Linked DNA regions of Homo sapiens: region 2 is linked to region 1. Evidence: chromatin contacts called from ENCODE Hi-C or POLR2A ChIA-PET data. All regions are on one chromosome and are shown on one strand. The core of a region is the stretch at or near the end of the contact, and the rest is flanking DNA. Distances in the headings are between cores, read along the strand shown.

Region 1 (6,912 bases), core at 1,596-4,095:
CAGGCGGCATGGTATCCAAACACTCCCATAGCTCCTGAGCCAGCTTCCCTCCATCATCCAGATTCGTGTACAGTGCATTTCCATGGCAATAACCTGTTCCACAAAAGGTACAGTAAATATTTACTATTTTTTCACACATTTCAGATTATTTGGGTCTAACAATCTAACTGGCACTCTCTACTGCTTTAGAAAATGGCAATGAGAAGCCAAGCCTCCAAGAACAAAACAGAAGTGCCTTCAGCAACAGGGACACCAGGGAACCACGTGGACAACCAAGAACAGCATGTGGCCACAGATAAAGAGATTTCAGGAAGCTCCGCTCACAAGAGCGCCTCTGGGAGCTATTTAACCCCCTCCAGTCGCCCCACCCTCCCAGAAACAAATGCAATACATTGCAACGATTCTAAACACCCCCTCATCTCTTTTAACTCTCTCTCTATGCAGCCCCCAGCACCCACACACATACACAGGTCCTCTGAGAGATTTTTTAAAGCCTTGTTCACACATACGCAGAATATGCAGCACTAAGAGTTTTAACTGCTAAACCCCTGACGTGCGTGCACATACACACACAGAGTTTGATAATCAGCAGAGCTTCACTGTGCCTGCTCAAAGAGGCGGAGGCTCTCTTGGAATGAGGGGGGCTTCTCTGCTCAGGGCTTTTGAAATGTCAGCTGAGCCACGGAAGAGCTTGTGATTCACTCCCTGACTCACTCCCATCTCTGCAGCAGACCCCATCTCTGCAGGGAGGGCAGGACAGGGCTTTTTCATTCATTCCCTCATTCAGTCACAAGACCTGTTTTATACCACGTTTACACACAAAAAAAACTCATTCAGGCACAAAACTCTGTGCCCAGCTTTGCACTAGTCCCTAGAGAGACAGAGAAGAATAAAGTACAGCCCCTGCCCTCAAGTTTCTCACAGTCTGACAGCCAGGGAGACAAACAGGTCACCACCAATCAATGTGATATATCAAGGAGTATATACAAGGTACCTATATCTATTTAGAAGACTGACACATTTGACTGTGGAAGTGTGACGTTCCTGTATTACAAAAGATTTCATAAACCAAAAGAAAAGACATAGGACAGACCAAGGGGATTTATTTTTAGACTAAATCACGGATTGGCATCTAGAATATATAAAGAGTTACTATCAATTAATTAAAAAAAAAAAGACAGGGGACCAGGTGCAGTGGCTCATGCCTGTAATCTCAGCACCTTGGGAGGCTAAGTTGGGAGGATGAGTTGATCCCAGGAGTTTAAGACCAGCCTGGGCAACATGGCAAAACCCTGTCTCTACAAAAAAAAAAAAAAAAAAAGCCTGGCATAGTGGTGTGTGCCTGTAGTCCCATTTACTAGGGAGGCTAAGGTGGGAAGATCACTGGAGTTGAGGTTACAGTGAGCTGTGATCTGGACACTGTACCCCAGCCTGGGTGACAGAGGAAGACCCTGTCTCAAATAAAAAAGCCACTAGAAAAATTGACAAAGTAATACGAAGAGGGAATTCCCAGAGAAAAAAATACAAGTGCCCAAAAAGCGTATGCCTAATCTCATGAATATCTGGGAAATGCAAATTAATACAAGATATTTTATCCATTAGATTGGCAAAAATGGAAAAGACTGATAACTCCCAGTATTGGCAACCACGTGGGCTGAAAGAATGATGGAAGAACGCAGGTCTAGTAGAGCACCCTGGATGCAAGGGAATGGGCATTCGATTGCTCTCATTATTCATCTTTCCTCCCACGTGCTTTGCACATGACAGTCACTCAGCAACCCTCTGCAGAACTGAGTCAAACAGGAAAAGTAATGCCGCATATCTGAGCTGCAGAGTGTTCTTATATTCAAACACCCATCCCTATGGCTCCTCTGGGATACTGGAGATGACTGCCGGCAGGATAACAGGTGTGGGAGCCAGGGACAAGGCGGGAAGAGGGCTTGCTACTCAGGGAATAGAGTACCCCATTGATGCTGGTCACTCTTCCTTTCCTACCAGGGATGCTCAGGCATTCCACTCCTTCACAGACAGCAACCTTGCCCTGAGAAAAGAAAGGCTTATGTGTGATTATTCACTATGGAAAATAAGGAGGAAACAGATCAGGAGAAACAGGAAAAATAAAGTTTCACTTGCTAAAGTGAAACTGCAAAGAGGCACCAGCCTGAAAGGCAAAACCAAGGCCTAGATAGACAAGACAGCAGCAGGCCCAAAATGCCCACTGATGCCAGGAGGCCCCTCTGTTCTACCCAATAATGGAAACAGCCAACACGTGGGTTTACTCTGTGCCAGGCACTAAGACCTCAGGTACCTTATCCCTACAGACCTCAGCCTATTTTAAAAGGAACTCAGAGAGGTTAATCAACTTGTCTGAGGCCACACAGCTTGTCCACGGCAGTACTGGGGTTTGAACTTAGGTCTGTCTGACTCCAGAACCCCGTGCTCTTACCCATACTGCTTAGCTTTTAGCTGGCCCAGTCCTGGGAAGTCAGCCCTCCAGGAGGAAGCCCTGCCTGACAATGGGTTGGGACTAGAAGGAGATTTATGTCCCCCATTCTGAGGAAAAGCAGGAGCACCAGTTGGGGAGTGGGAGGACCCAGTGGGACAGACAGCTAAGAAGAGAGTCACTATTACCATTCAGGGACACACAGAGTCTGGAACCTAGGTTACTTCCAGGCTTAAGGGAGTGTGGGTGTACCCACCCTCCACCCCACCCACATCTGGTGCCGCTAGAGGGATCAACAGAAAAAAAAAAAAAAAAAAAAAAAAAATTCAAATCATAGGGGCCAATGCTGCTGTTGGCAGAAGCAGGAGGAAGTGGGCCACTGGGGAGGCCACATCCGCCCCACGGCGAGGCTCCTTCGGTTAGCATGGGCAGCAGCAATGCAAGGAGAGGGAAGGAGGTGGTCTCTGGGCCCAGGTGAGGGAGAAAGGAGAGGCTCTGGGTGTCATCCCAGCCTGAGGCACAGGGAAGAGGTGTGGGTGGCTGGACCCAAGTGGCTCTGGCACTCCTAGATCTCACAGAGATCCCAGCCTACCTGTGAGACCTCAGGCAATTAATTTAAGCTCTCTTGCCTCAGTGTCTTCATCTGTAAAATGGGGATAAGAATGTTATCTTCCTAGTACTGGGTGGAACTACCACCACCTCAACAACTGGTACCTGCCTGGCTTCATGCCTACTGGACTACCCCACTGCCACTAAATTGGAAACTCTATGACAGCTTGTCTGGCTAGTTCACTGCTGTATCTCCAGCACTTAGAACTGTAAGTGGCACCGAGCAAACACCCAATAAATATTGGTTGAATTGTTAACAATAGGTGCTCAAAAATATTTGTTGAAGAAAAATAAAGGAGACAAAGAATAAAACGATAGAAGGTAGAGAAAAAAGAGGGGCAGAACGGAGGAAGTTGGACCCCCAGGAAAGTTCCAAGACCATGAGAATCAACTGAGGTTGGCCAGTTAGCCAACCTGCTTCTCCAAAGAGCTCTGCCCAAGATAGTACTATGTTGTCAGAGTTAATAGAACCAAGCACTGCTTATCACTAGGTGACTGGGCTCGTGTTTTAACCAGTTTCTGAGCTTGAGGCAAGGTCTCCTTTCTCTTCCTTATCTAAGGAGGCCCCAGGGGCTGGCCCTTTCTTTCATTCGTTCTTTCTTTTGTCCATTCGTTCGTTCTTTCTTTCTTTTGTTTGTTCGTTCTTTCTTTTCTTTCTTTCTCTGGGTTACAATCTCATTCTCTGTCCCTGGCATCCACCTACAGACTCCGGAAGAGTGTAAACATTCTAGTGTTCACCTGTGGTCTCACACAGTGCAACCTCTGGGCCAAAGCCAAGTGTTTACGCCTGAATCACTGTCACTAGAACGGTTGCCTCTGATTACCACTCCTCGAAAAATTATGCGTTGTCAGTAAAAAACCAACAGGCGTGCCCAGCCCAGGTGTAGATCTCATGAAACCCTGTACTACTGACAAGTGATTTGCAAGGACCTTTCCACACCCACAAATCTCTGACAGGAGATGCATGGTGGTTAAGAATGTGTGCTTTGGAACCAGAGGATCTGGACTCAAATCCTGGGCCTCCACTTATCGACAGTGGAACCTTGAGCAAGTTAGTTCATCTCTTCTTGACTCAGTTTCTTCAGTTACAAGAAGAGGATAATAACACCTACCTCACTAGGTTACTGTGAGAATTCAAGGAGGGCCAGGCACGGTGGCTCACACCTGTAATCCCAGCACTTTGGGAGGCCAAGGCAGGTGGATCACTTGAGGTCAGGAGTTTGAGACCAGCCTGGCCAACATGGTGAACCTTATTAGTCTCTACTAAAAATACAAAAATTAGCCAGGCATGGTGCTGTGTGCCTGTAATCCCAGCTACCTGGGAGGCTGCGGCATGAGACTCGCTTGAACCCTGGAGGTGGAGGTTGCAGTGAGCCAAGATCGCACCACTGCACTCCAGCCTGGGCAACAGAGCAAGACTCCATCTCAAAAATTAAAAAAAGAATTCAATGAGATAACACACATAAAGTGTTGTAAGCAGTCAAGATTCTTATTTATAAACATGGAAGCCCACTCTAACCAGTTTAACCAGGAAAGACAAGCTTTGGGAGGCCCTGAGAATCCAATTAGGACACATTTAGAAAGCCAGAAGAAACATCTTGACCACAGTACAGAACCCGCTGCCACCACTCCAGAGTCCAGACCAGGCAATCTGCACTACAGATGCTGTGAATATTCAACATTCACAAGGGACAGATCTTGCTAGAAGCCCCACCATAGCTGACTCTGCAGTCTGGACATACTTAACACCTCCCCCTCCAGAACAGATCAAACACAGTGTCTGCTGCTTCTAGCCACCAATTCAGAGTCCAGCAAGGACTCACCTGATTGACAGATCCTAGGTCACATGTCTGTGCTCTAGCTGCAAGGGAGGTTGGGCGAGTGGGTTTCTGAGTTGTGCATTAAAGAGACATGGGTTTATGAGGTGGCGAATTCACAAATATTAAAAAAAAAAAAAAAAAAAGCGGCTCCAGAGTGTGTGGCCAGAAAGAATGACAAGTGTCTCCCATTAGCTCTTGGCACAGTGCCTGGCTCATATGTGCCCAATGAGTAGCCATTCCCTGGAGATGTCGTTTAGGCCCCAAAGCAAGAAGATTCCTGTGCCCCAATCATTCTTCATCTCTCTGGGCCACCCTGTTACTATTCCAAAAGGTTTGGATTGAACCCTTACCTTTACTCCTCCTAACTCTTGTCCTGACTATATGCATCTATGTATCTCTGAAGACCCCCACTGGAGCCCAGAAATAAAGGCAAGTACTGCTTATGGCCTGGCAGGAAAATGCACCAACCAGCTGGTATCACAGATTCACAGAACTTCAGAATGCCTAAACTAGAAAGTGACTCTCTCCTACTGTCTTGTTTTGCAAATCAAGAAATTGAATCTAAAAAGGGGAAAGGACATGACAAAGATTGCCCAGCAAAGTCCTGGCAGAACCAAAACTAAGATCAAGGAGAATGAGGAGAGGAGCCCAGGTCCCAGATCTTCCGCAGCAAACTAATATTGCACTGAGCAAGATGCCTTTAGCAGGGCTGAGCAGCTGCTCCAAAGGAACCAGTGCAGAACAAGGATGCTGTCTCGAGAAGAGCAGTCTTAGAGGTCATGGGAACAGGCAGCAGAGTAAGTTGAAGCTGCAGGACCCCAAAATGCTATGTCAGGATCCCTTAGCCCCTTGCTACTCAAAGTGTGATCCATGGGCTGGGCATGGTGGCTCACGCCTGTAATGCCAGCGCTTTGGGAGGCCAAGGCAGGTGGATCGTTTGAGATCAGAAGTTCGAGACCAGCCTGGCCAACATGGTAAAACCCCGTCTCTACTAAAAATACAAAAATTAGCCAGCAGTGGTTGCATATGCCTGTAATCCCAGCTACTTGGGAGGCTAAGGCAAGAGAATCGCTTAAGCCTAGAAGGTGGAGGTTGCAGTGAGCTGAGATCACACCACTGCACTTCAGCCTGGATGACGGCACAAGACCCTGTCTCAAAAAAAAAAAAGACAAAGACAAAGAAAGAATGAAAGAAAACGTGTGATCTATGGACTAGCAGAATCAGCACCATCTGGCAGCTTGTTAGAAATGTAGGATTCCAGGCCCGGCCCCTCCCCAGACCTACTGGATCACAACCTGCATCTTAATTAGATCCACAGGTGATTCTTCTGCACGCTAAAGTTTGAAAAGCCTATACTAGTCAGTTCTGGCCTAAAGAGGAATTCAAAAAGAAAAAGTTAGCCTGCTAAGAATCAGCATTTCTCTGGATCTATTATGTGTCTGACACTACGTTAGGTTCTTTATGGACTTAACTCATTAAATCTTAACAACCCTATAGCCCTCTAAAGTAGACTTTCAGGGTCCCATTTTACAGATGAGGAAACTGACATTTAGGCAAGAGATATAACTTACCCTTTACCGCTAGGTCTACCTGGTAACTGACAACTGATATGATGGATGACAGCAAGGTACCGGCATCTGTCATCCATCATACCAGCTGTACCTTCAGGTACCACTTCAGGGTACCTGGTGACTCAAAACTACTCATTCTTTGGGTGGTCTCTTTAGCAAAGCGGTGCCCCTGAATGAAGCTCCTCTTCAATACTATCCAGGCAGAATTAGCCAGCCCTGTCATTCTCTAATAATCAGAGGTGGCTTATGTAACTCTTCCCTTAACCTCTGACAGCCCAGTGAAGTGAGTAGAGAAGGCACGAATCTTAGAATCCACTCTGCCACTGATTTGCTGTACAATAACAGAAACATTATTTAACCCCTCTGAGCTTTGGCTTCCCCACCTGCAATGAGGAAATAAATCTTAGGTTTCAGAGTTGCTACAAGCATAAAATGAGAGGATGTATGTCATATACATGAAGTCATGCCA
Region 2 (6,912 bases), core at 2,988-5,487, 85 kb before region 1:
GGATCACTTGAGGTCAGGAGATTGAGACCATCCTGGCTAACATGGTGAAACTCCGTCTCTACTAAAAATAAAAAAAATCAGCTGGGCATGGTGGCACGTGCCTGTAATCCTAGCCACTCGGGAGGCTGAGACCGGAGAATCGCTTGAACATGAGAGGCAGAGGTTGCAGTGAGCAGAGATCATGCCACTGCACTCCAGCCTGGGTGACAGAGCAAGACTCCATCTAAAACAAAATAAAAAGAAAAAAAGAAAAAAAGACATTTATTTCTTCACAGTTCTGGGGGCTGGGAAGTCCAAGATCGAGGTACCAGCAGCTTCAATTCCTGGTAAGGACTCACTTCCTGGCTTGCAGACGGCCACCTTCTTGCTGTATCCTTCCTTTGGTGGAGACAGAATGATCTCTCTTTCTTCTTCCTCTTAGAAATCCACAAATCCCATTATGAGGGCCCCACCCTCACAACCTCATCTAACCCTAATTACCACCCAAAGGTCCCATAGCTCCAAATACCACCACACTGGGGGTGAGGCTTTAAGATACAAATCTGGGGGAGACACAAGTCATCCCACAGCACTGACTGACCTGGAACACGACAGAACAGCCCCCTTGCCTCAAGATGGGACTGACTGTGCTACAGTGTTTGGTACAAAATTCCACCAGATACCAGGCTGAAGAAGACTTCCACGGAGACCACACTCTCGCCAAGCTTTTTCCCTGCCTGAGGAAGGAAGCATGGTTCCTTCACTTCTCTTTTCCCATGAGCAGCCCAATAAATCACTGGAACAAAATCCCCATCTTGGCTCTATTTTTAGAGAACTCGGCCACAGCATCAGGGCTCTCTTCTATCATCCATCAATCAACAAGCCCATGCTGAGTACAGGCTGTGCCCAGCATGGTGTATGGGCAATTGCAGGGCATTGTGACATGGGGCCAGAGGCCCAGGTGCTCACCCCTGCTCAGCATGTGACATTGGTCAGGGTGTTCAGCCTTGCTGAGACTTCGTTTTCCCTTCCATGATGGCAACAACGTGCCCTTTCCCGAATGGTGTGATATCAAAGTATTTGGAAAAGCACAAAGTGCTATTAAACTTCTTTATACATTTGCCTGCTCTGAACATCCCAAAGAAATGAAATCCTACAATATGCCAGGGTCTCACTATGTTGGCCAGGCTGGTCTTGAACGCCTAGTCTCAAGCAATCCTCCTGTCTTAGCCTCCCAAAGTGCTGGGATTACAGGTGTGAGCCACCACACCTGGCCTTTTTTGTTTGTTTGTTTTTCTTGTTTTTGTTTTATGAGACGGAGTCTTGCTCTGTCACCCAGGCTGGAGTGCAGTGGTGCAATCTCAGCTCACTGCAACCTCCACCTCCCAGGCTCAAGTGATCCTCCTGCCTCAGCCTCCCAAGTAGCTGGGATTACAGTCGTGCACCACCACACTTGGCTAATTTTTTGTATTTTTAGTAGAGATGATGTTTCGACATGTTGCCCAGGCTGACTCCTGAGTTCAAGTGATCCACCCACCTCGGTCTTCCAAAGCGCTGGGATTATAGGCATGAGCCACTGTGCCTGGCCTATTGTTTTTTTCTTTTTCTTTTCGTTTCTTTTTTTTTTTTTTTAAACGTCTTGTCTTAAGCCACCCAGTTTGTGGTATTTTGTTATGGCAGCCACAGCAAATGGATACACCTCCTATCAGTGTGTCCTGAGAAGCGGGGGCTTGTGATCCAGGTTCTCAAAGTTCACAGCATATCTATGATTAAGGGGGAAGACTTTGACCTTGAACTTGAAGAAATATTGTACTGTACCACATCAGAACAAAGACTCCCTAAGGAATGCCCATAGGAGGTGCCCTAGCCAAACCACAAAAGGAATAAATACGGTGGAGGGCATAGAGAAACGAAACGAAACTAAACTAAACAAAAAAGTAACCTACTATATAGTACTTTTGAGTCAAACAGACCTAGGTGAGGAAATGTGTTTTCTGATGGGTAGAATGATAACTTAACTCATTTGAGTTGTTGAAACAATGTAAATCAGATACTGCCTGTAAGTGCTTTTCACAATGATTAACACATTTTAAAAACTAAACACATCTTAGCTATTGTTTTATTATTATTGCAAATGGTGTGAGCTCTTGGAATATAACTTCTCTGAGCCGTGGCTTCTTTGTTCATAAAACAAGAATAATAGAAGGTTGGGCGCAGTGGCTCACACCTGTAATCCCAGCACTTTGGGAGGCCGAGATGGGCGGATCACTTGAGGTCAGGAGTTCTAGACCAGCCTGGCCAACGTGGTGAAACCCTGTCTCTACTAAAAATACAAATATTAGCCAGGCGTGGTGGTGGGCGCCTGTAATCCCAGCTACTCAGGAGGCTGAGGCAGGAGAATCGCTTGAACCCGGGAGGTGGAGGTTCCAGTGAGCTAAGATGGCGCCACCACACTCCAGCCTGGGCAACAGATGGAGTCTCCCTCTCAAACAAGAATAATAGAGATTTCACAATGTTGTGAAGGTGGAAAGAGATAACACGTAAGGTTTAGAGCACTGCACATCCCATGCGGCCCATAAATGTTGGCTGCCCGCAGTCATGCTTTGGAACGAGTGTATTTCCCACAGAATGACACCAGAGGGAAGCAGAGTCTCATATTTGTCTCACCAGCATCGGGAACCTCAATCAGTGGGGAAAACTGGCTTCCCTTGAACCTGAAACTGCGGGATTTCCCCTGGGGCCCCCAAGCATCACACTGGGAGGCAGGCGACCACTTGGAGGAAAACATAATGCAATGGATTGCACATTTTCTAAAATCTCACTGGGCTTCACGAAATCTCAAGTTTAAAAGAATTATATTGTACAGGGATAAGTATTTTTCAGCTTTTACACAATCTACGTAAAGCCCCTCCGCAACCCAGGGCTCAATGCATCAGAGCTACTGAACCAGTCTGAGGCCTCAGAAACACTAATTTTTGCAAAATTAATCTCTTCCATGATCAATTTCCTGAGTTACCAACTCATAAACCCTTATTTATATTCATTAGATATATAAAGTCCACAGTAGTTTGTCACTAGCCTTTGAGAAGAAATTCCTGCAAAGTTTTAGCTCCACTCCCAGCCAGCTCAGTGCTGGTTATACCGGGGCTTATGGCTGAGTATTCCTCAAGCCAGTGCTGCTGAGTTCCAATTTTGCTTGAACTTCCCATATCAGAGCCAGGTATGTCTTGAATGCTGGGATACATGAGTGACAGCCCCACCACCACCACCACCACCACCACCAGCAGCTCCTCCTCTCACTGCATCTCCCAGGAGACTGTACCATCCTGCTTTCTAATTATCATGAAATATTTTAGACATGCAGAAAATATAGAGAATAATAAAATTACAGCATAGCCACCATCAGGTTCAAGAAAGAAATATTTCAAATATGTGGAAAGCCCCTGAATTGCACCCTCCAACCCTCCTCCTTCCCAAGATATTATATTCTCCAAATCTGGGGTTTATCATCAAGACTCCATTTTTCCTGCTGGAAAAGTTTGCGGAAGAAGCAAGCTTCCCTTCTCTGCTATCTGAGTAAAGGAAATGCAACTACCCATCCCAAAAGATTACTAAAAAAGAGTGGGAAATGAGAAGGAGAGAAGGGAAGTGGAGGATCCTGAGGAAGTTAGAAGTCCAAGGAACTCAGACGTCTCCTCTCTGAACCCAAGTCAGCCTGGGGTGCTGATGGACGAAGCTTTGAGGGTGTACAGTTTCTAAAGATCCCCCTGCTGCAGGGAGGGGCTGTCATGGGCAGGGCATGGGGCAGAAGCAGTGCCACACCCCCTCCCCGTCCCTGGACTGCCCCACCCCTCCACTGGACTGCCCCACCCCTCCGCCACCCTCCCCTTCTCAATCACACAGGTCAAGCAAGGTCAGGAGCCAGTGGAGCCCCAGGGCCACCTACCGAGGACAATGAGGACGTCCCTGTCGATGTGGGCCTGGATGTAGATGCGGCCGCGGCGCTCCGTGTGGTCCGTGCCACACAGGCTGGGAACATTCATCACGCAGCGCTTGTGCACATTCATCATGCAGGCTGTGAGGGCAGAGAGAGGGGATGTGGCTTAGGCTGGCCCAGGCTGGGGGCTGCAGACATCTGCCCCACCCAAGACCGCTGAGCCCTTCCTGTTTCCCTCCTTTGAGACAGCTGAGACACACGAGCCTGGCTGAGACCAACTTGCCTGCCAGGATCTCATCAGAAGGGCTTTTCCAACTCTTCCCCCTGAACCCTGATGGGCAAAGGAGGTAGAACTTGTCTGTTCCCCACCCACAGCCAAGGGTGCAGTCTGAAGCAAGCACACCCCACACCCCTTAAGGCTCTGAAGCCAGAGTCACCAACTTCAATGCTCACAGGCTGGCTGGTCACATGAGTGAGGAAAGCTAAGGGGGTGGCAGGGACTTGGCCAAGCCAAGTGGGAAACAGAGCAAAAACATTCCCCATTTCTCAACGTATGCAGGAATCTCGATGTGTACGTGACAGCTCTGATTTTTAAATATTAACAGCTAATAGGTTGGGCTCCCTGGAAAGAGTCTGAGACGGGGAGTTTTGAGCACAAGGTTTTTGGGGAGTGCTCTTGTGGGGAGAAGTTCGTTTGCCACGTGGATGCAATCAAAGCTGATGTTAGGGGGAGCCCAGAGCTGAGATGACCCTTCAGAGTTGTTCCAAACTGAGACAAGAGGGCTGGGCACCACAATCATCTGGTCTCCCTGGAAGAGGCATTATCTTGGGCAATTATGCAGGATGGGGCACTGCTGTGAACCACAGCTAGGGGATGGGGTGGGACCATGAAGAGGGGGTCTGGGCTGGCCATAGTGTCCACCATAATTAATTACAAGGAAAAAGATTTAGAGCCAGGGCAGGGTGGATAAAATGTGCCTATACACTGAATTTGGCCTTCGGCCATCTCTCATGTTATAGGATATCCACTCCCTCTGCGCACTCCTCCGTAGAGTATCTGTGTCTATTTCAATGTGGTGGGTGATTTCTTCTAGGTCTTGAGCAATAATGCCCCACTCCAGGAAGGTGTGCCAGGCACCCAGGATTCTCCAGGGGGACGCTAGTTCCAGTTGGAGAAGCCAGAAGGAGAGGCCAAGTCACCCCATGGGCCCCTATTTCAAGGGATCTGGGGGCAAGGGACCCTTCTCAGACCACCCAAGTCCCAGGAGGCAGCAGGCCTATTACAAAAACTAGAAATGAGTTGTGGGGAGGGAAGGGAGAGCCCTCTGGGACCTGAGCACCAGCCTGAGCTCCCACCCACCACTGTCTCTGAGGCAGGGACATTGTCCCTATATTAGGGCCCCATGTGTGGTAAGAGGAGCTGGTGTCCTGCAGGCAGAAGGCTCCAACCTCACTGTCCCCCTGTGGCTCTTGCCATGTTTCTGTGTCTGTCTCTCTGTTTCCACGTTGCTGCATGTCTCTTGTCTCTGCTGTCCCACTTCTGCACGTGGCTCACTGCCTTGGCCGTGTCTGTGAATCGGTCTGTTCCACTCTCTGCACTTGTCTCTGGCCTCTTTGTCTCTCCCTTTCTCCAACTGTGTCTCTCTGCCTCTCTCCTCCGTGTCTCTCTGTGGCTCTCCATGTGTGCTTCTGTCTCTGTCTCTGGTCTTTCCATCTCTATACCTCTGCATGAGCCTGTGTAATGGCGTCTCTCTCTGTGTCCATGCCAATCATTTTATCTTTTCTTCTTCTTCTTCTTTGAGAGTCTCACTCTGTCACCCAGGCTGGAGTGCAGTAGTGTGATCTCAGCTCACTGCAACCTCTGCTTCCTGGGTTCAAGTGATTTTCCTGCCTCAGCCTCCCAAGTAGCTGGGATTACAAGTACCCACCACCTTGACTGGCTAATTTTTGTATTTTTAGTAGAGATTGGGTTTTGCCACGTTGGCCAAGCTGGTCTCAAACTCCTGACCTTAGGTGATCCACCCGCCTCAGCCTCCCAAAGTGTTGGGATTACAGGAGTGAACCACTGCACCTGGCTTATCTGTTGGTCTGTGTGTCTGCCTGTCCCTCCTTTTGCCTGAGTCTCTCTCTAGCTGAGTCTCTCTGTAGCTTCCACGCCCCACATTCCTCCCTGTGTTAGGGTTGCATGTGTCCATCTTTCCCCTGCATCTGTGTCTGTCTATGCATGTGTGTTTCTTGCTGTCTGTCTTGCTCCCTACCACCCTTATTCACCCTCACAGTCCTCTCTGTCACTCTCTGCCCTATGACTTTCTCCCTCTGTCCTCTGGGCCTCAGGACCCTTGGGAGAGCAGTACCACTAGCCTCATGACACCCAGCCTGCTGCAGACCAACAGGTCTGTGGGAGCCACCAGCACCTCCAGTGTCCCTGTAGCTTTGTGGCCATAGCTCTCAAAGCCTGTCTGCTCCCCTGCCCCACAGGCCATCCGGGCCTTGGCCTCATAAAGAGGAGTCCTACCCCACCTGCCTTTCCTACCACATCCTGGCCAGAGAATGATGCTCTTTCCTCCTCCAGCACAAACCTGTGGGTGCTGCAGGGCCACAGGTCTTCTCCATGCAAAGAATGCATCAGCCCCACATCTCAATGCTGAAAACAGTGGTGGTGCATGGCTGCAGAAATGCCCATGATTTGTTCATGCCTCTGGGTGTCAACAGCCATGGACTGCCCCTTCCCACACTGTGACTGTGCATCTCACATGCCACTTGCTTTGACCAGTGGATCAGGAGCAAAAGACACAAGTAGAGACTTGAAGTGTGGCTGCCAATGGGACTTGCCCTCCTAAGAAACTCAGGACCCTGTGACCTCCGTGCATGCACGGAGGCTAGGTAGCCTAGCCCACTGAGGAGGAAAGACACGTGGCCTGGTCATCACCATCACCCAGATGACAGCCAGCCATCCTCCAGGACATGTGGGTGAGGCCACCATGGCCCAGACAGCT

Evidence for each region. A loop is a pair of places that touch in the nucleus more often than their neighbours do. ChIA-PET counts read pairs that join two places held with the same protein, here RNA polymerase II (POLR2A). Pooled maps may share reads with other maps.
Region 2: a loop to region 1 is called in a pooled map, with 4 times the contacts of the local background. The contact joins two enhancer-like sites. A Hi-C loop is called at or near these places in 1 of 37 single-sample maps with no recorded cell type and 3 of 50 pooled maps. POLR2A ChIA-PET finds 5 or more read pairs at or near these places in 2 of 52 experiments (Panc1 and common myeloid progenitor, CD34-positive).

Annotation. Positions count from the first base shown.
Region 1 is chr16:23,945,989-23,952,900 of GRCh38, reverse strand. All of the region lies in intron 2 of PRKCB (protein kinase C beta), which reads right to left. Among named protein-coding and RNA genes, the nearest start is that of PRKCB, 110 kb to the right of the region's middle. Within about 2 kb of position 2,845, at least 9 of the 41 ENCODE cell types and tissues checked have a DNase peak (open chromatin) inside an H3K27ac peak, as active enhancers do.
Region 2 is chr16:24,032,561-24,039,472 of GRCh38, reverse strand. PRKCB (protein kinase C beta) reads right to left here. Exons shown (of 17, transcript NM_002738.7): 5 at 3,926-4,054. Among named protein-coding and RNA genes, the nearest start is that of MIR1273H, 170 kb to the left of the region's middle. Within about 2 kb of position 4,237, at least 6 of the 41 ENCODE cell types and tissues checked have a DNase peak (open chromatin) inside an H3K27ac peak, as active enhancers do.